Linked DNA regions of Mus musculus: regions 2 and 3 are each linked to region 1. The links are chromatin loops, found by intact Hi-C in ENCODE. Cell type or tissue: heart. All regions are shown on one strand.

Region 1 (8,000 bases):
ATTTTTAACATGTGTTTCTGCTTGCATGCACGTATGAATGTACTATGTGCTTGCAGAGGCACACAGGCCAGAAGGTAGTGTCATGTCCTCTAGAACTCTAGTGACAGATAGTCATGATGTACAGTGTGGGTCTCTGAAAGAGTATCCAGCACTCTTGATTACAGAGCCATTTTTTGCAGACTCAGAAAAATAAAAGTACACAATCTAAATAAATACTCCCACAATGAGAAACACCACTTAGAAAATCTCACAATGTCGGTCAGGCTGTACAGTCTTAAACAGCCGCTGTGCACCAAGTGATCTCACGGCTATTTCTTCCAAGTACTGAGACTACCGGGGGCGCTCCGCCACACCTTCTAAACGTTCGCTACGTTTTCAAAGCATCCTAAAACATAACTCAGTAGGCAACTGGTGTCTTGGTAAACTTTTTCTGTTTTCTAAAGATAAGATCTTGCTGTGTAGCACAGGCTTGTCTTGAACTTGGGATCTCTCGCCTGAGTGCTCAGCACACCTGGTCTCAAACGGTTTTGTTTTGTAAGAGGAAGAAGCACTCTTTCCCGTTTTGAATCTGATCACTTCAGTCAAACCTTGAGTTAAAAGATTTACCTTGAGCTTCTTATTTATCTTGCAACAATATCTGTAAACCATGGCCAGATTGAGTGGTCCAAAATCCGCATAGAAGCTTTAAAAAAAATAAATAGAAACAAGTATACATGTTTTAGCTGCTCTGAATGTAAACGCTCCTAAAATTACGGCAAGAGGGCATCCACCAACCCAAATTAACACTGGCCATACAATTCTAAGGTCCTGCCCTACTAATACTAACAGAAGGAATTATTCTGGTAAACAATACCTACATAATTATTCAACAAGTGAGCTAGAGTTATGCACCTCATTAGCAGAGAGCTCAGCTACTTGCACCAGATCTTGTTACCTCCCCCTAACATAGCCCTACACACACACACACACACACACACACACACACACACCAATCGTAGAATAACTAACCTCAATTTAAAAAAAAAAATTGTTCTTGACATATTATCCACTAGCAAAACCAGTATTTTACACATTCTTATTTTACACAGCTCTATAGTATAAACTATAAGAATAACTAATCAGGGTTTAAATAGAGGTTCTTTGTATCCTCAAAGATCTTTTTTTTTTTAACCAAGAATCTGAAACAGCACCCAGCTGCAAGTGTTTTTCAGATATACAATTTTTCCAAGCCTATGTCATCTGCACACATACCTAGAGATTCCTCAGAGGAAATTTCAAAAGTTTGAGTCTTCCAAGAGGCAATACTTACTTCTCATACTCTAGCTCGTTATCTATGCTGAAATAATGTTCGTTTGTTGCACTCTTTGGTCTGCTGTAGAGAATGGCAAAACAAAGGCGATCTGCAATGGAAAACAGCAGTGTTCTTTTCTTCAAGTTCTTAAACAGGTGTCCCCAGCCAAGACCCAACTCCTTTCTGATGAATTCAAAGATGGCTTGTTTGATTTTGTTGTGTCCCCCCCACCCCACCCCATGTTTCAGATGGCAGAGGTGACAATGTGTAACTTCAAAAAGTCTCTTTGGTGAATATTAATAAATAAGCAAAGCTTTAAAGAAGAAATTGTCTTAATCTTAGTAAGGACCATGGTGGTAGGTGATTATTTCATGTAGTGGTACTGTTTCAGTTTCTGCAGCAACTAGACTAAGAAATTTCAGGAAATTCAGCATACCTCTGATAGCTAGCCTATAACCATGCATTAAGTTTACGATGACACACTGAAAATACATGTAGCAATACATGAAAATACATGTTGCTGTTTACAACTATAGAACACAAGGTGGTATGTTTATACAATTAATCTCATAGATACGTATTTTTTAAATTGGAATCACTGCTTTGGGTTTCTTATAAATTGCTGTTTAAAATCAAGGTGAATGTGAGGGGAGGCCAGACTGGGGTAGAATCTGTGTTGCATGAGTCAGATGCTGTGGAGTTCAGCAAGAAGGGAAGTGATGTTCAAAGGCTCCATCCATCTTTATTCCCACCAACCCCCAGAAAAAGGCAACATCTTAACAGCACTCAGATACCTACACCCAAAACATGGCAAAAATCAAAGTGGTAAGAAACAAGAGCCGAGACGTCCTTTTCTCAAATGGTACTTTAAACTTTCCAATCTGTATCTCCTCTCTCAGAACAGCTGCAAATATCTCCTAGTAAATGCAACAAACTTCTTGCAGCCGCATTCAAATGGGTGACAGGGCTTTGTCCTTTCTAATCACAAATGACCTTTGATCTTTGGCTGGACTGGGAATTTCACCAGCTCCCACACAGGGTGGGTGGAGAGGCTGTAGGACATAGGGGTCACAAGCACATTAAGGCACATTAAGGTTTACCCCCAAAGTCAGTGGACCCAGAAAGGAGGCCAGTTGGGCTCCTAGGGCAGCAAGTCGCTCCTCCAGCCATCCTAAGTCCTGCCCCGTGCACTCACCTCGGATCACCTCGGCCATCAGAGGGGTCCCTGCGCCCTCCCGTCTCATGACTCCAAAGCATCTGGAAAGCAGGGCAAGAGAAGGACCCGCGAGTCTGGGATGACCGCGACGGACGGACGGGAAGAAAAAAAAAGAAAGTGTGACCACACCCCCAAAGTCTAAAAAACAGTGAAGTTTAAAGGGCCGCGCCCATGCATGGGCACGGAAACGCCCTGGCGGGTGACAAGCAGCAGACTGGGAGCCAACCCCGGAAGTCCAAACTCTAGGACGTCCCTGGGGCAGCCAGGGGCCAGTCTCCTGCAAAAGGGGCCAGGCCCACGGGCAGGCGCGACCAGAGGTCAGCCGCCCTGCAGAGGGAGAAAGAGAGAAGGAAAGAGACCTGGCCCACGAGCACACGCAACTAGGTCCAAGTGTCCTGCAAAGGAAGAAAGCAGACACACAGGCACGCGCGGCCAGAGACCAGATGTCTTGAAAAGGGAGCGACTAAGCTAGCTTTGGGTACACTGGGCCAGCTCAAAACCGGCTGGCCGGTACGACCCAGGCACGCGTGATAAAGGATTTAGAGGCCAGGCCGGCGCAACCTTCCCCACAAACTCGGTCTCCCGCCCACCACCGCTGCCTGCCACCAGGGGGCACTCCCCGACCCAAGCAACGGAGAGTCACAGCTCAGATCAGACAGGCCTGCACCTGGGCTCTTGCACCAGAGTTCGGAAACTGCCAAGTGACTCTGCTGGAGTTGGACATGAATATAATCCAGTACGTGGAGGCAGAAAGAGGAAGGAAGATCAAGAGTTCAAGGTCAGTCTCCCCTAAAGAAAACTCATCAGGTAAAAGTACTTGCCCTTCAATGTTGTAAGCCTGAGGACCAGAGTTTAATGCCCAGAAACCACTCTACAAAGTTATCCTCTGACCTCCCCACACAGTGGGGGTAGGGCGCACAAATTTTTAATTAAAATAAATGTAATACTCCGGTCATTTGCTATGTTAAAGGTATGGGGATGGTCTAAAAGCAAAACAGTTGATGTGCTTCCTAGCAACCATTCACAGTTTTCAGTCTATGTTCTTAATCTCAAGGGAACAAGTTAACACACAGGATGGGATGGAGTTGACCCCACTTTTGTTGGGTGTCATATGGTGCTGAGTCTGTAGATCTTTATTACCTCCCCAAGTTTTCCCAAACTTTCTACAGAAAAGTGCTGAGAAGTGAAAAGTCGCCAATGAAAGTCCCTTGAAAGAAAATGAAAAGGGCAAGTTCTCCTAAAAATGACACATTATTTGTGATCCCCAAAGACCTGCATATTTCTTAACCTTATTCTAGAATCTCAGATGTATCAGACTGAGATCATGACCTACCTCTCTCTCTCTCTCTCTCTCTCTCTCTCTCTCTCTCTCTCTCTCTCTCTCTCTCTCTCTCTCTCTCTCTCTGTCACACACACACACCCCACAGCAGTCAGTATGGGGCACGGATTCTTTCTATACTTGTACCTGTAGCTCTGGCTGTCCTAGAACTCACTCTGTAGACCTGAGTTTGGCCTCACACTCAGAAATCCGCCTGCCTCTGCCTCCCAAGTGCTGGGATTAAAGGCGTGCGCCACCACCGCCCTGGCGATACATTCCTTAGTTTTCACAGTAATAAACAATAAGCAAGTCAAGAATATTCTAAATTCACCAAGCAAACCCAGTTTCAATTATATTATTACAAAAATTACAGAAATGCCATTTTAAAGTTTGAGGTTTTTTTTTTTCTTTTCATTATTATGTGTGTGTGGCAGTCAGAGGACCACTCTTTGAGGTCCTTTCATCTCCTGCCACCTTGTGAGTTCCAGTGACCAACCTAAAGTCATCAGGCCGTCTTGCAAGCACCCCTACCCGTGAGGATGCCTTCCATGTGTGCCTTAAAACCTGTGTGCCTGCAACTACTGACACCTAAGTCAGAAAATTGTTAAGCAGTTTTAGCATTTTTTAGAGCAGATGACCCAGCATGAAACAAAGGAGAGTAAGAAAGATTTATGCCTTTTTATAGCTTTTGAACTTTTGGTTACATATTATCTATTCAAAAGGGCAAGATTTTGAAAACTAAGCTTGCAGGGTAATGTTTATTCAAAGCTAAATTCATATTGAGATGTGAAGCACTTCATGAGGCTGCCTGAAGAGGGCCCTCTCCACACACTGAAAGGTGTGCACTCTCTAATCTTTGGAAATTGCACGATTTTGACTTTTGTTTGCTTGCTTACTTTGTTTTGGTTATTTTTTGCTTTGTTTTTTTTTTTTTTTTTTTTTTTTTTTGAGACAGTGTCTCTCTATATCCCCCTGGCTGTCCTGGAACTTAACAGGTAGGTCAGGCTAGCCTTTAACACAGATCAGCCTGGCTTTGCCTCCATGAGTGTTGGGATTAAAGGTGTGCCTCTACACCTAGCCTCAGGATTTAAAAACAAACCTTTTTTACAAACTAAAAGAAGCAGGGTAGCAGGATGTCTCAATGGCTTAAGGCATTTGCTATTAAGCCTAACAACTTGAGTTCAATTCCTGGGATCCACACTGTGGAAGGACGGAATGAATTCCTGAGTCATCCTCTGACCCCACAACACACACAGATTCACACAACCTTTTTTTTTTTTTTTTTTTTTCGAGACAGGGTTTCTCTGCATAGCTCTGGTTGTCCTGGAACTCACTTTGTAGACCAGGCTGGCCTTGAACTCAAAAATCCGCCTGCCTCTGCCTCCCAAGTGCTGGAATTAAAGGCATGTACCACCACGCCCGAGTCTTTGGGGCTTGGGGGTGTACAGAGTACTCATCTAGATTCTGTCTCTAGCAACAACAAAAAGTCCTGGGTTTTGCAAATTTCTGGTTTCTTCAGGCCTGAGAACTAAACCAGTTAACTTGCAACCAACAGTTGCAAGCACTGTCAAGTGAGAGCTCTGCCAGGGATCTATACCCAGACAGACTTGGACTTACTAAGAACATCTTGGAATTAGTTTACCACGGGAAAACATATTCCTCTGGGTAGAAAGGAAGCTTTCTTTCCCTGTCAGCCTGTGTGTGCTGAGCTCCCCTGTTCAGTATAGTATATGCAGCAGCAGCTCTTCCACTAAGATCTCCCCATACAGACCCAAGGCCAAAGATCAGCCACTCACTCTCAATGGACAATGTCTCTCTAGCCAGTTGCTACCTCTAGTCAGCTACCTCTTACTGTCCCCTCCTTCAGCCCTGTTGTGTGACTTCTGAAGTTTATGACCACTGACTGAGAGAAAAAACATTGACTTCCCCTATCTTTTATCTTTTAAACAAGGGGCCCTGAAGCTTCACTGCAGCTATCCAACACGTCTCACATGCATTCTGGCTATGTGAAAAAGTCCAGTTCATATCCTAGTGTCAGCTGCAGATGCAGCTTAGTGAGATGCTGTTTGCCTGTGCAAAAAGCCTGAGTTTGTGCCCAGCACCATAGAAAACTGAGCATGGTGTCCTACACCTGCAATCTCAGCACTTAAGAAGTGGGATCAGGAGGAACAGGAGTTCAAGGACATACTCAGCCACATAAACTTTGAGGTCAGGCCAGTTGGGGATACACAAGACCTTGTCTCAGAAACAAACAAGACCTTAGTATTCGGCAAAAGTATAGCCCAGTGCTGCTGCCCTTCAGTAAAGGCCTGGGGCTCCATTACCAACACAGACAGACACACAGACAGACATGAGCAGCAGCCGGTAAGCAGAGCTCCTTCACGGTCTCTGCTTCAGTTCCTGCCTCCAGGTTCCTGCCCTGGCTTCCCTCAGTGATAAGACTTTGACCTGTAAGTTTTAAGCTAAAATAAACCTTTTTCTCCAAGTTGCTTTTGGTCATGGCACAGCAATAAAAATCTAGCAGTGATGACGCATGCCTTCATTCCTGGCACTGGGGAGGCAGAGTCTGGTGGATCCTCGAGTCTGAGGACACTGACTCAGTCGGACAGAATAGTAGGGCAGGAGGGTGTGGTCAGATTTTACCGCAGGCATGTCACGTGGCCATCAGGCACAACTGTCAGAGCTGACCCAGGGAGAAGTCACAGAAGAGACATACAGGGCACTTTAGGCAGATGGATGCTCATCTACAGTTATAAGCCAGAAACTTGAACAGAGTCTTATTTTTCTATTTAAGTAATAACTTCAGAGGGGGGGAAAGATGGATGTCAATATTTACCTCATTTCAAAATAAAGACTTGCCTAAAGGAACATTTTGAAAGAACTTCACTTCAGACCCTCTTAAACTTTCTTACAGGAAACCACTTTGCCCACAGATTTTTGGGTGTGCTTCTTTACATTCACGTGAATAAACTGTTGGCGAGGGTGATACTGGTGCACACCTTTAAACCCGGGTCTGCAAAGAGAGTTCCAGAATAGTCAGGGCTTAACACAGAGAAACCCTGTCTTCAAACAAACAAAAAAGGATTTGGGGGCAAATAATCTGATATTACAGGACACAAAGCATCTGAAAGATTTCTTCGGAGTCATTTTGATTTTACAGTCATTGGTGCTAAGAACACATGCTATTTTACATAAATAACGGCATAAGTTTCAGGAGATTTCAAAAACTGTCAATTCTGTCCCACTGCAAGTTCAGAACCAAAGGGTGCAATGAAGCTAGCTACACAGGCAGCAACACAAGCAAAGACTACAATATTCACTCGCTGCACGTTTTAGAAACGTTTTACTATTAGCCAACCCCCACATTCAGTCACCAGCTCTATATGAGTTTGCACCCACAGACTAGAAAGCTGAGCCTTTCTTTATCAGAAGCAAGGTCTTAATTATACTTTATCTCCTATGTTTAAAGTCTCTCAAAACAACAATTTGGACAAGTCACAATTCTAGTCCATTCTGATAATTTTCCTTTAGAAAAATTCAGAGTGATTTAAAAAACACTACTACGGTAGTACTGTTGTGTTTTTCTTCTGTGGCGCACATAGATTAATACATTATATTTTTTTAAAATGGAAACTGGAACAAAAGACTTGAAGATAGTTAACAAAAGAAAATAAATGGCCTGTAGTTCATGAAAAAGAAGTATGCAAAGTCAGAGTAATGCAGATTCAATCACGGGGAAGCAGCACGGTCCGTCTGCTAGAATGGCTAAGATTAGAAAGACTACGTCTGCTTGTTGGGAAAGAAATAGAGCCATGAGCATATGCCTATACTCCTAAGAACCATAAAATAATATTAACGGTCCACTAACACAGAAAAGTGGCAAAGTGGAAGCCTGACCCTCCTGCAAACAAGACTTTAAGTAATAAAGGCCTCAAAGAAAAACTGCAGGCAGGGAAAGAACACATGCAGACCTAAAGCTGACTGACTATGGCCATGTCCTATAAGTCATACACTAATGAGGCTCATTATTCTGTGGAATTTTAAGAAGCCCCTTCCTTATCCAACAGTGTCCTTGGGACTTTCCAAACACCTGCCCTACCCTAAATTGCAAAGAACACAGTGTTTCTTAACTTAACTTGATAATGGCAACTGACCTTGGATTCACTTACTCCTCA
Region 2 (8,000 bases), 60 kb after region 1:
ATGCTTGTTTTTTTTCTTTTTTATTTTTTTTCCATTTTTTATTAGGTATTTAGCTCATTTACATTTCCAATGCTATACCAAAAGTCCCCCATACCCACCCACCCCCACTCCCCTGCCCACCCACTCCCCCTTTTTGGCCCTGGCGTTCCCCTGTACTGGGGCATATAAAGTTTGCGTGTCCAATGGGCCTCTCTTTCCAGTGATGGCCGACTAGGCCATCTTTTGATACATATGCAGCTAGAGTCAAGAGCTCCGGGGTACTGGTTAGTTCATAATGTTGTTCCACCTATAGGGTTGCAGATCCCTTTAGCTCCTTGGGTTCTTTCTCTAGCTCCTCCATTGGGAGTTGCTAATGCTTGTTAAGGTCTACTAAGCACACTGAAGTTATAGCAAGAGTAGGGAATGTGGGCAATGCAACGTTGAATAACATAGAACTCTATAACTCGTGGTCCAGTGGGCATACAGTGAGCTGCAAGGGATCATTACAGTACAGGAAGAGAAGCCTCGCTCTCTGCTTCAACTGTTACTGGGAAGCTGACTGGCACTGAGTCACAAAAGCATGTAAACTCACCATGTTTTTATATTAATCATGGAAGTAAGATGCCCTGATGAAAGGTTGGCTAGGGTGCCACCTGGTGGCAGACAGCTTGCCTAGCATATACAAGGCTTCTCTGGTCCTCTCAAAATGCCAATTTTCTCACTTCAACTTTGAGGTGAATACTGTAATATCTTCTAGAACCTTTTCCCTTAAATATAAAAATAAATACTAGAAGTCTTTGTGGAAATTGTTTTTGTTTTCACAAAAAACAGGACTAAAGAGAACACTTTTCTCCTGGCTGCTTGTTCATCCAATGCCCCCCTCCCCGCCCCCACGTTATTTGCTGTGGGTTATAAGGAACTTCCTAAAGAATCGGAGCTTAACAGGAAGACCAGAACCCCCAGAGCTCTCTGGGACTAAAACACCAATCAAAGAAAACATATGGTGGGATTTGTGTCTCTAGCTGCTGCATATGTAGCAGAGGATGGCCTAGTCGGCCATCAGTGGGAGGAGAGGCCCTTGGTCTTGTGACGATCATATGCCCCGGTACAGGGGAATGCCAGGGCCAGGAAGCGGGAGTGGGTGGGTTGGGGAGCAGGGGGAGGGGGGATTTTCAGAGAGGAAACTAGGAAAGGGGATAGCATTTGAAATGAAATAAAGAAAAAAACAAAACAACAACAAAAACCCAGGAAGACCAGAATGCCAGGAGAAACACACAAACTGTGGAAGCCTGGCTCCTGAGGCATAAAGGAGAACAGGACTTAAGTGGGAACAGGGCTACTGACCATTAGTGTCACACTCTGACAAAGAATCTGGCTACACTATGCCCACCTCCTGGAGAAAAAAAAAAAAAAAAAAAAAAAAAAAAGCAAGGTTGAACTCAAAGGTAATGGACTAGGTTGTCAGGCCGAAGCCGTCTCACAACAGGTAACACAGGTAACGTTAGTACAAGCTGTGCATGGTTACAATTCACTCTTCCCCATCAGCCGTGCAGTCAGAGGGAGGGCAGAGACATGACATAGCAAAAAAGAGGGTGTGAGCAAATTCTACAGACAAGTCCTGTGCAGAGAAGGACGATGTGACTGCTAAGGAGGTGAGGTGCTTGGAGGACAGGACCCCAAGACTGGAGGCTCGGGCTTAAGGAGATATAAGTCCACCTGAAGAAGAGCCCGCGCTGACAGTACTACTGAGGGGTTCTCTGCCCTAAAAGAACGGCTTAGGGACCTGGTTCAACCACTGAGGCTCAGGTCATCATCACTACTGTAGAAGGGAGTCAGCCTGCAATGTGAACTGGCAGAGAACTGGGCAGCACTGACTGTGGCGGTTGTAAACATGAGAAATGCAGAAGTTATGGGACCGTGACAGCTTGCACCAATGTCCCACAGAGCTGCTGGGGCCAGGCCATGTGTAGCAGTGTCACATTCCTGCAAGTGGCTTGAAAGGCCACCCCATAGAGCTGTGAAGGTAAAGCTTACGATGTTGCAATGGGGATCCCAGGATACTACAGACGCCAGGACTGTGGGACATCTGCTAAAGAAAGCCTCCCACATAGAGTGGAGCCAGCTCAGCAGAAGGGCAACACATGCTGCAGACAGCAGAAATGGATGGGTGGGGCTGTCTAGGCTTATTGGAGCGCAGGACTCCACCAAGAGTTCCAGGTGAGGGACATGGAGTTTGGCTTTTGGTATTAGTCCTGCTGTAATTTGGTCTTTCCTTGCTGTCTTGGTTAGTTTTTATCAACCTGACACAAAAAAATATCTGAGATGAAGGAATCTTGACTGAGAAAATCCCTCTTCAATAAGACTGGTCTGTAAGCAAGTCTGTAGGACATCTTAATAGATGATTGGTGTGGGAAAGTCTGTCTCATTGTGGGTGGGACTACTTTTGGGTGAGTGCTCCTAGGCTGTACAGAAAAGCAGGCTGACCAAGCTATGGGGACAAGCCAGTCAGCAGTGCTCCTCTATGGCTCCTGTTTCACTTCCTGCCTCCAGGTCCTTGCCTTAAGTTCATGCCCCGACTTGCTTCATTGACGGACTGTGATGTGTAAGTATAAGACAAAATAAACCCTTTCCTCACCAAGTTATGTTTGGTGATGGTGTTTATCACCACAAAAGAAACCCTAAGACACCCATTATCATTCCTTTTTTCTCAAATGAAAGTATTTACTCTACACCACTGTATATTGAAAATGTGTAAAATTTTAAAAATAATTTATTTTACAGGGAGCTGACAGTTCGAAGCCTGAATCTCAGAAAAGCCTTTGGATTATTTATTATTATCTAAAAAATCATATAGAGGTGTGTATGTGTATATGTGTTCATGTGTACAGGAGCCCTTGGACACCAGGAGAGGGTGTCAGATCCCTCAGAACTGGAGTTCCAGGTTGTTGTAAGCCAGTGTGTGGGTGTTGGGACCTGAACCTAGGTCCTCTGAAATAGCAGCACGTGCCCTTGACCATTAAGCCAACTCACCAGCCCCTTGGATAACTATTTTGTCACAAAGACTATTGAACACAGCCTTGCCATGTACAACTCCTAGTATGAGAAGACACATGTGTCTGAGAGAATCATATCACAAGTGAAACATGTCTTACCAGAGGAGGAAATTTCTTCACCTCTTTTCATTCCCAATCTTTTGTAAATTTCTCTCTCAGGATCAACATAGATTTCATGAGAATATCCAGTCAGTTTGCAGAAAGGCTAAAAAAAGAGAATAAAATAATTGGAATTTCTCATGAGAACAAATGAGAGACAAATAAGGACAACCTAGCTTTCTGCCAAGGAGCCTATACTCAGCTCAACAAATGTAATTTTGTATCTGAAACCTATTTAAAACAGTGGCCCCTCAGTTTGCTAGATAGTTACCTCAATATGATGGTATGATGATTGTCCAATCACTATGAGGGTGACATCTGCTTCCTTTGGGAGGAAGAAGGACAAGTACATATTATTAGAAACTATGTGTATTCGAAAGAACTTTCCCTAAAGCAATTCTTTCATTTTGTTCTAATGCCACCTATAGGCTTCGAAGAGAATAGAAAACAAAATTGCTTGAGTAGAAAGAAATGCATACTACGATATTTGAGTAACTCAGATGATTTGTTTTCTCTAGGTAAGAATTTCAAGGCCTAAGAGTCAAACATAAAACTATTAGAAGGAAACGCAGAGGGAAGCTCAGTAGCACTTGTGTAGCAGTGGTCTGGCTCGGTGAGTAAAGGTGCTGTTGTGCCTGCTGACCTGAGTTCCATCTCAGGGACCCACGTGGTGGGGAGAACTGACTCCTGCGAGCTGCCTGACCTCCACACTTGCACATATAAGTCAATAAGACACAGAAACGAAAGTTAACACACCAAGAAGGTTGTGTATTCCTTATAGCAAAGGAAAACGACAGAGAAAAGACACAACCCACTGACTGGACTAAGAAAACCTATGCAAAGTAGGCACTTGTCAAAAAGACCTATGAAGTCTATGTTACAAATTCAAATACAGCAAGAAGACAATCCAGTTTTTAAAAATGGACCAAAAATGGGATAGGGATCAGGACCTGTCTAGTACTCTCAGGTTCTGAGATTTGACCTCTAACAACCAAGGACTAAGCCAGAAGCCGTGTGAAATCATTCTCGGGCTGGGGAGATGGTTCGGGGGGGTAAAGTGCTTGCTGAGGATCTGAGTTCTGTCCCCAGAATCCATGCACAAAGGCTAGTGCAGCTGCACGTGTGTGCAAAACCCCACAAAACCCCAGCAAGACAGAGGAGGAAGCAGGTGGATCCTGTCGCTCCCCGTCCAGTCAGTCCATTCATATCAGCAAGCTCCAGACCAGCGAGATGTTACATAAAAACCACGAATAGCCCCTGAGGAGCAACACTTGTGGTTTACCCTCTGGCCTTCACGCACATGCATGTGCAAACTTGTACACCCACGTGCACAAATTTGTACACTCTCGACACAAACTGTTGAGCATCGCTTATCATTAGAGACATGAAAACAGAAATGAGGTATTCCTTCACCCTAGGAGAGATGCTACTAATCAAACAGAAGGAAGTATCGGTGAGGACATGGAACAAAGAGGATCTTTACACGGTGCTGGTAAGAATGAACTGAACAGCTTCTACAATCAGGGCAGTACAAGGGTTCTTCCAAAACTTAAAGAGAACTGCCACGTGATTCAGAACTGCTACTGTGGGTGACACAGCCGAAAGAATTAAAATGAGCACGCCAAAGAAACCCCACACTTCCATGTTCACCGTAGCACCGTCAACACCAGCTGAGGTGAGGAAGCAACTCAGGTGTCCATCAGTGGACAAATGCATAAAGTGTGGTACCCCAAGAAGTAGCATCCAACCATAAAAAAGAAATTGGTTCTGGTTTTTCCGAAACAGGGTTTCTCTGTGTAAGAGCCCTGGCGGTCCTAGATTTGATTTGTAGGCCAGGCTGCTCTCTAACTTTCAGAGCTACTCCTGCCTCTCTCTGCTTCCTGAGTGCTGGCATTAAAGGCATGGGCCAGCAAGCCTGGCTGAGGGGTTTGTTTGTTTTTGTTATCTGTAAAACATGGAGGCCATTCTGCTGAGTGAAATAAGCCAGGGACAGAAAGACAAACACTGGATGACCTCACACGGAATACATACGGAGTCAAACATTATAACTCATGGAAGTAGAGAACAAAACAGTGGCTACCACGGGCTGGGAGAAAGGGGGTGGAACACACTGAAACGTGCTCAAAGGGTACAATTTCAGGGAGACATGAGCAAGAGGGATCCTTTTAGAAATGTGCTGTCCAGCACAGTGACACAGTTACTAGTAATGTGCTACTCCAAAATCACCAAAAGCCATCTACTTTAAATGTTCTTTGTGAGGGCTGGAGAGATGGCTCAATGGTTAAGAACACTGACTGCTATTCCAGAGGTCCTGAGTTCAGTTCCCAGCAACCACATAGTGGCTCACAACCATCTGTAATGAGATAGGATGCCCTCTTCTGGTGTTTCTGAAGACAGTGACAGTGTACTCATATAAATAAAATAATCTTTATATGTTCTTTGTAAGCACATACACATCATGTTTATTGCTTCATTATTCACAATACAGAACCAGTGTGGGTATCTGCCAGCAGATGCATGTACAAAAAAAACCCAAACAACCCAACAACAACAACCCCCCACATCACATACACACATAAACGCACACATACACACACACTGGGAAATGTAATCAGTTATGAAGAATGAGGTAATGTTTATGAACTGCAGGAAATGAGTGGAAATGGACATTATGCCAAGTCAAACAAGCCACAGACAGACAAATATAGTATTGTTTTCTCTCACATGCAGAACTAGGCTTAAGTTTATATGCACATATTTATGTAGAGTAGAAAGGGTGTTGTGAGGATGAGGTCTAGATGCATGAGGGAATGAGAGGGTAAAGGAATATTAAGAAGACAAAGATGACCAGTGTGGCTCTGGAGGAGGGAAGCAGCAAGAAGGGGTGACCACATATAATAACAGAATAGGCATGTATGAAAATATCACGAGACCCATTTCTCTTTATGCTGAGTAACTTATGCCAACAATATTAAAAATGTTTACAACGCAAAGATGCTTCAGTGTATTATAAACAAAAGGAATAGAAGGGCAGGCAGAAGTTTTTAATTTTTTCCTCACTCATCCTGTAAATGTGTGCTGAAAATAGATCTTAGTTTTACAAATGCCCAGTGTCTTCAGTTACAAAGCTCTTCTGGCGACTGAAGAAAAACGCAAAGCTGCACTTTTAATATACGTTACATTTTCCTATAATGGATTACTATTTGGGTTGTAAACACAGTTGCTGTCTGTGTTTTGATTTTTTGCGTTCTTACGCAACATTTTGACACAGGCATTTTTACCAGGTAAAATTATGGTAGTCCGATCCCAAGAGGGCGCAAAAGAGCGCATTAGGACAGAAATAGACCCCCGTGGGTCTCAGCAGCCCCAGAGGATGAAGGAGGGGCCACCCACCCACAGCTCACCCCCACTGCATCGGCCGCTGTTGCTCACTCGGGAAACTTACTCGGAGGACGCTCTTGGGGATTTTGGCCAGATCTTCGACATATTCTTTACAGACGTAACACAAGAAATGCTGAAAGGCAACCATGCAGAAGAGCACGTCAACAAGGTAGCAGCCAGGTTCCAGAAGGTCCGGGCGGTCGGTTCCAGGCGAGGTGCTGCACCCGCCGCGGCCCAGGATCTGGGCGGCCAACGAGAGGCACTTCCCCTCCCGCCCTACCCGTGCTCACCCTCACAAACACCACCACGGCTCGCCGCTCTCGGAACAGCGCTCCGAACGTCACCCGTCTCCCAGACGCGTCCAGCACGGGCAGCTCCGCTACGGCGGCCGCTAGCGGCTGCCCGCGCTCTGTGACCGAGCCAGCCGGGCTCGGGACCCGGCCTGCGCAGCCGCTGACCTGCCGCGTCACCGGCGCGGCCATCGCGGAGGAGGGCGACCGCTCAGGTCAGCCACCGACCGCGGGGGGCGGGGTTAAGGGGGAGGGGCGGGGCTGAGACTGGAAAGGCGGGGTCACGAGGGTGAGGAGGGGACTGGAGGCGGGGCCACGCGGGGCCGACCCTTCGGAGGCGTGGCCACAAGGGACGCTACGGAGCTACAGAAGGAAAACACTCCAAACCGTTCTTCCAGTTTGAATACCAAGGGAGGGGACAGTGCTATGGGAGGTGCGGCTGAGGCACTCCCTCTTTCTACTGCCTACAACACTTTCCAATAAAAATCATATTCTTTACAGTCGTAACACAGGAAATGCTGAAGAAGGACTGGAAAGATAGATCAGGGGTTAACAGCCCTGGCTTATCTGGTAGAGAACCAGGGGGTTCAGTTTCCAGCATCCACATAGCAGCTCACAACTCTAGTCTCAGGGTATCTGATACTCTGGCACCCACAGTAGGCACTGTTCAGAGTGCCTACTGCTCTGAAAGAGGACCCAAGTTAGATTCTCAGTTCCCACATCAAATGTTCATAACTGCCTGTAACTCTTGACACTTTCTTGGGGATTCTGCAGGCATCTGCACTCACACAGAAAGAGTGACAGAGGAATGGAGAGAGAGAGACAGAGGAGGAGTGGGTGGGGAGGAAGAAATTAAAAATAACAGTTCATTAAAATTTTTAGATTAATAGCTGAGGCTGTGGTGGTGCACGCTTTAATTCCAGCACTTGGGAGGCAGAAGCAGGCAGATGGCTGAATTCGAAGCCAGCCTGGTCTACAAGACAGGTCTAGGACAGCCAGGACTACACAGAGAAACCCTGTCTCAAAAAAAAAAAAAATAACAAATAAAACTTAAATTACATTTTATTTATTTTGTGTGTGTGTGTGTTGTCTCTTTGTGGGTATATACAAGTTCCTCTTGTGTGTGGAAGTCGAAGGACTTTTGGAAGTTGGCTCTCTGCTTCCATCGTGTGGATCCCAAATATTGAACTCATGGCAA
Region 3 (8,000 bases), 69 kb before region 1:
GTAACTCTTCACTCAGCCTTCTCCCCGTCAGAATCCATAGCCAAGCAAGTCACAAGACAGGGTGCTTGGAACTTTTGCAAAGGTTTTTGGTTTGGTTTGGTTACTTTCTTACTATTGTGTGTGTATATGCATCGCACGTGCACGCGGAGGTCAGAGAACAATTTGTAGAGTTGGTTCTCGCCTTCCACCTTGATGTGGGTTCCAGGGCTCAATCTCAGGTCACCAGGCTTGTGTAACAAGCAGCGTTACCCACCGAGCCATCTCACTAGCCACGTGGTAACATCTTTATTTTTTCTTTTTAAAGATTTATTTATTTTTATATATGCGAGCACACCTTTGCTGTCTTCAGACACACACCAGAAGAGGGCATCGGGTCCCATTACAGGTGGTTGTGAGCCACCCCGGGGGCTGCTGGGAACTGAACTCCTCAGAACCTCTGGAAGAGCAGTCAGTGCTCTTAACCTCTGAGCCATCTCTGCAGCCCCCTCGGTAGCATCTGGTAAGGTGTTGATAGCCAGTTTTCTGAGAAGACCAGCCAGCACTGTCCAGCATCACTACTTCATGGATTCTCCAAGACCCTGACAGCACTTCCCCACATCATTGCCACACCTCATGGAAATTCCACAGCTGGGAAGTTGATGGTCTTCCCTTTTCCCATCTCTTCTCCCACCTCTTCCAGTTTTGGGTCATTCCCACTGACCTTCTCAACCCTCAGTTTGTACATGTCTTTTTCCCCAGCTCTGGTCTTCTGGACAGTTGAAGTGTATGCAGTCTCATGTTAAAGTCTCCCCTTAGCCCTACACGGAGCTGTGTTCATTCCTCCATCACTTGTTTCTATAACTCCAGGCCTGCTTTGTGTCGTCATCACCCTCTGAATACTCCCCCCTCACCTCACCAGGCCTAGCGGCCACTTCAACCTAAATCTGTGTTGACTTAAGCTCAGCTCTCTGGCTAACTGCGCTCTGGGTTCCCTCTGCCTTGAGCATCTCCTTCGAAACTCATTAGAGTTTTGCCTCAGGCCTGTTCTCTTTCTCCGTCTTTATGTGATCTTATGTACCCTGCTCTCGAATTGTCATATGTGTGTTTTGACACCAAAATACAGATCTTTGCCTTCATCCTTCAACCCGAGTCCGAGGTCCGAGGTCTGTGTGTCTGTCTCCTGCACACCTACGCCTGCTTCGCCACTGATACCTCATGCTCAGCATGACTGAGCTGCTTGCCTGCTTCCCCACAACCCCCTGGGCCTCAGCAGGTGTCTGTGCTCCGGACCAGCATCAACACTCATCAGCTTCCCCAAGCAGAAACCTCTAAGTCTCCCTTGGAAGTCCAGTTTTCAGTCCTCTCCTACCCCCAATTCAGGCCTTCATTGTGTCCCTAATCATCCCTGTCACCGGCACAGCCTAAACTTCTGACGTCCAGCTGTCACTGCAGCTCCCGAGCCTCTCTCTGCACCAGAGTGGCTGTCATGTGGGCGTTCTGAGTGTCACATTCTCCGACCCCTTCAGACCCCTCCAGTGCCTCATGTTTGACCACTCTCGTGCCTTCTCAGGACTCATTTTGTGGCTCCCTACTTCACGTTTCTGAACACACCTTATCCTCCCCCCCCCTTCCCTGTTTGCTGAATTCTTGCCCTTCACCCTGCTGCTGATTCTCCCTTTCTCCCCCTTCAGCTGCCAGAGCAGACTGAGCCAGTTTGATCCAGTTATTTAATCTGCCCTCATTTGTTAATAGGAATAATCAACTGGAGTTGTGAGGGCTGTGTTTTATGCTCAGCTATGCTCCTATCTACAAATAGGAGAGAGGGAGGGGCCCCCTACATCTCTTACACGAGTGACAGTGACTGACGGTTGTGACAGCTGTGAATTTACTGCTCAAAACAACTAAGAATGTGTTTTTAAAATAGGATTCACAGTTAACGTGCCTATTTAGACTGCGTTAACTAAAGTCACAGACACACTCATTTCTATGAGCTGGGAAAGCGAGTTATGTAGGACTCTTCAGGGAGAATTCTTGTTTCTGTGGCTCTGTCAGACTTTAAAATCACACTAATCTCCCAGCAGCTGTGTCATTGTTGATGGTTTAAGAATTCCGTTTCTTGATACGATCGATGACCTGCCACCCCAGCTCTGGCTGATTGAGTTGACACTGGGGCTTTCCCCATTCCGCCACAGTGGACCTTCACCTCCCAGGCTTAGAACTTGATGGAAGAGCTTAAAGTCCTGTAAGCCAGTGTTTTAGTGAACAACCTGAAATGCATGCTTATTCTTCCAACTTAGCCAATTTACTGGTGTGTCACACCCATCCTTCCCTGTGTTCTGACAGCAGCTGAATTGTTCCTCATCAGTGTTCTGATGTTTGAGGGCACCTGCTACACTGCCCTGTTTTGTCTTTGAGCTTGCCTCTTCCGATCATATAAACGGAATCTTACACAGAAAAGAGAAGACACGTTAGCTTATTTCACTTGCCATATGTCTAAATTTCTGTCATGTTATGGCCTATATTTTAAAATCCCTGTTTTGTTTATCTACTTGTCAGGTGACAGACATGCTAATAGTTTCCAGTTTGAGGCTGCTGTACATAACAGCCACTGTAAACATTCATGTATGTGTTTGATAGGGATGCGCGTTCTCATTTCTCTCAGGTATGAAATTCCTGGATCATATATGAACTCTCAGAAAATTTAATAATTTTTAAAATTTTAGTCTTATGCACATTGGTGATTTGACTGCATGTATGTCTGTATAAGGGTGTTGGATCCCCTGGAACTAGAGTTGCAGACAGCTGTGAGCTGCCATGTGGTTGCTGGGAATTGAACCCAGATCCTCTGGAAGAGCAGCCAGTGTTCTTAACCACTAAGCCATCTCTCTTGTCCCCAGAAAAAAAAAATTTGAGACAAGATCTCTATGTCTTGGAACTTGCTGTGTAGTCAGTCCCAGCTGTCCTGGAGCCTGATGTGTAGACCAGGATGGCACCAAACTCATAGAGATCCACTTGTCTCTGCCTGCCTAGGTCTGAGATTAAAGATGTGAGCCATGACACCCGACTCTGTAAAAAAAATTGAAGACCAGACTGTTCCGTCCCTTCCCCTTCCCCTTCCCCTTCCCCTTCCCCTTCCCCTTCCCCTTTCCCTTCCTTTTTCTATGTATGAGTGCTCTGTCTGCATGTACACTTGCATACCAGAAGAGGGCACCACATCCCAATACAGATGGTTGTGAGCCACCATGTGCTTGCTGGGAATTGAATTTAGGCCCTCTGGAAGAGCAGTCAGTGCTCTTAACCACTGAGCCATCTCTCCGGCCCCCCAGACTGTTTTCTACGTTGATAATCACATCCCCAATACAGTCCCACAAAAGTATAACTTTCTTTTCTGAAGTAGACACTTGGTCCCACCAGCCAAAAAAAAAAAAAAAAAATCTTTGTCAAAACTTGTTAATTGCCTTTAAAGACACTCCCCTTTTCTTTCTTTAAAAATTACATGTATGAATGTTTTGTCTCTCTGTGTGTGTGTGTGTGTGCACCACATGAATGCCTGGTACCTGTGGCACCAGAAAAGAGCAGTAGATTCCTTTGAACCAAATCTACAGCTGCTTGTGAGCCACCAAGTGGATGCTAAGACCCAAACCCAAAGTCTTCAGCAAGAACAGCAAGTGCTCTTAACTGATGAACCATCTCTCCATACCCTGACTGACCTTTTGATACTAGCTGACCATTGGATATGGAATGGTGTAACTCCTCGTGGGTTGCGCCACATTTCTCTGATGATTAACAGAGTGGACATTTGAAAAGCTTTTAACTTGTGTTATCTTGCCTCATGCATGCAATACCTGAAGAAGCCAGAAGAGGGCACAAGATGCTGGGGATTTGGACTAAGGTCTTCCTAATTCCTCCTCTGAGCCATCTCTCCAGCCTGCTTTAAACATTTCGAATTGTTAGCTAGGATGGGGCTAGAACACTTGCTTAGCACATGGGAGTCCCTGAGCTCCACTCTTAGCACTCTCTCTCAATATATAAAAAAAGTCTACAATTAAAACTTCACTTCAGAGGGCTAGAGAGTTGGCTCAGTGGTTAACACTGGCTGCTCTTCCAGAGGACCCCAGTTCAATTCCCAGCACCAACATGGCAGCTCACAACTGTCTGTAACTCCAGTTCCAGGAGATCCAACACCCTTATACAGACAGACATGCAGTCAAATCACCAGTGTACATAAAATAAAATAAATCACTAAACCTCACTTAAAACCATGAGTCAGAGAAGAGGGGAAAACATGAAAACCGTTTCAACAGGTTCTCATGATGAAGTTATCAGACAAATGTAGAAAAAAAAAAGGCGTGATAAGGAAGAGGCTTGGGGCATGGGCCTGGAGAAAGTCTGAAATACCATTTTTTTTTCCTTTTAGAACCAACTAAAGAGATTTATAAAAGTGGGCACTGTGACCCATTCCTTTAAGACTTCTGTCGGTGGTTCCCAATTACCTTGTGTCCACAGCATCTCTTATTTTCTCCCACAGTTCTCATACTGCCCATCTGCCTTCAGGAAGGGTCCATGGTGGTGCAGTGTGATAGAGATGACTGATGACATCATTTCCAGACTGTTGTGAAGCACAGACTGTTCCTGCAGTTGGCAGAAGGCATAGGATGGTAGAGAGAACTCACAAGACGTGACCCCGAGGGCTTGGGGTCACCTTTAACCTTATTTACATTTCCAATACAGTCCCACAAAAGTATAACTTGCTTTTCTGAAGTAGACATTTGGTCCCACCAGCCCCCCCCAAAAAAAATGTCTTTCTTATGATTATGTATCTTTTCAGAGTTCCTGAGTTGGAGGTAGAAGAGGAAAACCAAGTCCAAGAGATGACCTTAGATGAGTGGAAAAACCTTCAAGAACAAACCAGACCAAAGCCTGAGTTCAATATTCGGAAGCCAGAGTCCACAGTTCCTTCCAAGGCAGTGGTGATTCACAAGTCCAGATACAGAGACGATGTAAGCTTGTCTCAGGGGAATCTGTACTGTTGACCTCATGAGGCACATAATAGCCCAGTCTCAGTGGGTGTGGAAATAGGACCTTGCTATTTGGCATTCTTGTTCTCCTCTCCCCACCACCAAAACATTTATTTTGTATTTGAGGAGTACATGTCAAACCTGTGGTTGTCAGGAATAGAGACTTGGTGCCCACTTAGCCATCTTGCTGGCCTGCCGCTTGGCATTCTTGTTTCTGTTCAAGCTTCATCAAGGATGATGGAAAGGACTAGAACTTGGCATGTGCACAGTCAGGTACTACACATTCTCTGGAAGCCTTGAAAGTCTGGTCTCTCAGTGAAAGAGGCACAGAGGAGATGTTTTGAACATTACTGGCTCTGCCTTTTGATGATCAGAATGCAATCCTCTCAGGTCCTTTGGTTTTAGACTTTAGTGTGTCACCTGGTCTGGTATTAAAACTATCCTCCTGCTTCAGCACCCTGAGCTGTGCACCACCATGAGTGCTTATCTTCCAATGGGTCAGTTGATCAGTTGAAGCAATAGCTGGGAACATAAGTTCTGTGATCCCTTTGTACAGTATTTTAATAGCCCTGCTTCCTCTGCCCAGCTCTAGAAACAAAAGAGAAGCCCCTGGCCTGCTGATAGCACGGTCAGACACCATTCCACAACCAGCTGTCCTGAAGGCATTATTAAGGACTTCAGTGTTGTGCAGACCTTATTGTTCTGCATGGTTTCTATACAGCTCTATCCCTGTGTGTGTACACGTGTGCCTGTCACTCTCCACTTTTATTTTCCGAGACAAGATCTCAGTGAACCTGGGCCTCACCAATGCAACTAGACTGGCTAGTGAGCTCCAAGAAGACTGTCTTTGCCTCCCTGGTGCTGCAGCTATAGATGTGCCCTGCCACAGTCAGCTTTTTGATTGAGTGTTGGGCATATAAACTCAAGTCCCTATGCAAGCACGTTACCAACGTGGTTCTGTTTCCAGAGACCAACATCAGACTTTTTACCAGATGCCTGAACCGAGATATTCCAGGGAAAAGCATCAGTCATTTAATTGCATTTGTTTGTTTGTTGCTGAAGTTAAAGGAACTCTGAAGCACCCGGGTGTAGAATGTAAGAATTCCTGTTGTCAGTCACAGCATGAAACCATGCAGATGGCTGTGATGAACAGTCGTCTTCCCTGCTGGATATTACTCCCTGACTTGCAGTCAGAAGTTTGTTAGATTTCTAGCACTGTTGAAAAATGCCTGAGGTCATTTATAGTGAGAAAAGCTTTGGTTCAGCCTCAGGTTGTGTGGCCCAGTGGCTTTGGGCCTGTCACATCAAAAATGCAAACAGATGGCAGAAAACCTTATTTGCTTGCCAGACTGTGGCCCAAAACCAGCCACGTGTCCAAGTGTCTCTATCCAGAACACAGCCTCTATCATGCCTCACCTCTTTACGATTGCACCACCCGCCAAGACCATCACTATGGGTCCTTTGAGATCCACATCATGGCAGTTTCCAGGTGCACTTTGGTCAGTCATGACTGGTGACACAGCATACTCACTGTCCTCTATTTGGTCAGTTCAAAGTCTAAGACACATTACTAACACGTTTTGGGATGTTCCACCAGAGACAGGATAAAGCTTCCTGTGAAACCACTGTGCCATCAGGCTGGGAAACAGGTAAAAATAGAAGCCAGTTCCTCAAACCACATCAGATCCATCTTCCTGGCTCCAGAGATCTATTGGAATATTTGAGGTAACCAAGTTAGCTGAGTCACCGAGCTTCATTAGTTTGGTTTCAATAAAGTGAATGTCTTTATGTTAATCTTCTGGTCATTGCAGAATTTAGCCAGGGATTGTTCTTAAAAAGCATGAGCCAAATCTTTTGTGGTTTTGTTTTTTCAAGACGGGGTATCTCTGTATAGTCCTGCTTGTCCTGGAACTCACTCTGTAGACCAAGCTGGACTCATAAACTCAGAGATTCACCTACCTCAGTCTCCTAAATGTTGGGACTAAAGGCGCGAGCCACCGCATCCAGCAGGACTTACTTCTACCTGAATAGACTAACTAGGATCTGATGCATATATTCCCGGTGCTTGGGACCCTGAGTGCAAGATCGCCAAAGTTTCATGCCAGTCTGAAGTATTGTTTTGCTTGTGTTAGACAGTGTCTTAGTGTTCAGGGCTGGGACACATCCAGGGTCTTCCTAGTCCACAGGGTCACACAGACCACCAGGGCAGCACATTAAAAATGTGCATCTGTGGAGATGGCTGCGCCTGTGCCCGTCTGACCCTATAACTCTTTCAGATGGTGAAGGAGGACTATGAGGATGAGTCTCACGTCTTCCGGAAAGCTGCCAATGACATCACATCCCAGCTGGAGATTAACTTTGGTAACCTCCCTCGCCCTGGTCGGGGAGCCAGAGGCAGCACCCGGGGAGGCCGAGGGAGAATGAGAAGAACAGAGAACTATGGCCCCCGTGCAGAAGTGGTGGTAAGTGGCTGTATTGTAAATCCCTGACGGCTTGCTGAAGGAGAGGGCAACTGCTTTGGGCTACAGTGGTCTGATTTTGTGGTTGCCTCCTAGAGTCTGATCTGGAGCAATTTTGAACAGTGTCACTTTACTGACATAATCACAATTCTCTCAGGCGGGCCACGGGTGTCACATCTGCCTGTCACGCTGAGGCTCATGGCAGAGAGAGCTCTTTCCAGAAAAACCTTGCTTAACACTGGACTTCTATGACTTAAATTCCCCACTTCATGTCTTTACCTAAAACACTAGCTCTCCGTGAGAAGCTGTGTGACTTCATCCTTTGCTTACCTTGGTGGGTACCTCGCATGTAATAAACAGTTACTTTTTTAGGTTTATGAGTATGTACACCAGTGTACTGTCTGTAACTCTAGTTCCAGAGGTTCCAACACCTTCACACAGATGTACACTCGAGACAAAACACCAATGCACAGAAGTAAAGAATAAAGACCTCTCTCTCTCTCTTTTTTTTTTTTAGACCCAAGATGTTGCTCCCAACCCGGAT

Evidence for each region. A loop is a pair of places that touch in the nucleus more often than their neighbours do. Peaks named below come from ENCODE experiments on the same cell type or tissue, not always from the same donor. Only the 100,000 strongest peaks of a DNase experiment are listed, where the experiment ranks them.
Region 2: it touches region 1 in a loop (6-fold over the local background); 32 of 42 quality-filtered maps call a loop at or near these places.
Region 3: a loop joins it to region 1, with 4 times the contacts of the local background. A loop is called at or near these places in 4 of 42 quality-filtered maps.

What each region holds. Positions count from the first base shown.
Region 1 is chr13:64,245,919-64,253,918 of GRCm38, forward strand. It overlaps Cdc14b (CDC14 cell division cycle 14B), which reads right to left. Exons shown (of 14, transcript NM_172587.3): 2 at 1,310-1,400; 3 at 607-682. 1810034E14Rik (RIKEN cDNA 1810034E14 gene) reads left to right here and starts at 2,782. Exons shown (of 3, transcript NR_045798.1): 1 at 2,782-3,285. In heart, CTCF peaks have their summits at 3,109 (motif pointing right) and 4,639 (motif pointing right); DNase peaks (open chromatin) are centred at 2,713, 3,073 and 6,463; H3K4me3 peaks cover 1,779 bases; H3K27ac peaks cover 2,031 bases.
Region 2 is chr13:64,305,691-64,313,690 of GRCm38, forward strand. It overlaps Prxl2c (peroxiredoxin like 2C), which reads right to left and starts at 7,020. Exons shown (of 6, transcript NM_025370.3): 1 at 6,803-7,020; 2 at 6,577-6,645; 3 at 3,403-3,456; 4 at 3,132-3,237. The coding sequence starts at 6,994. In heart, CTCF peaks have their summits at 645 (motif pointing left), 3,554, 6,435 and 7,148; DNase peaks (open chromatin) are centred at 4,331, 6,571 and 7,021; H3K4me3 peaks cover 2,429 bases; H3K27ac peaks cover 2,934 bases.
Region 3 is chr13:64,177,300-64,185,299 of GRCm38, forward strand. It overlaps Habp4 (hyaluronic acid binding protein 4), which reads left to right. Exons shown (of 8, transcript NM_019986.3): 6 at 4,808-4,979; 7 at 7,274-7,459; 8 at 7,974-8,000. Among named protein-coding and RNA genes, the nearest start is that of Habp4, 19 kb to the left of the region's middle. In heart, CTCF peaks have their summits at 3,188 (motif pointing right) and 3,835 (motif pointing right); no DNase peak of the experiment used is centred here; H3K27ac peaks cover 619 bases.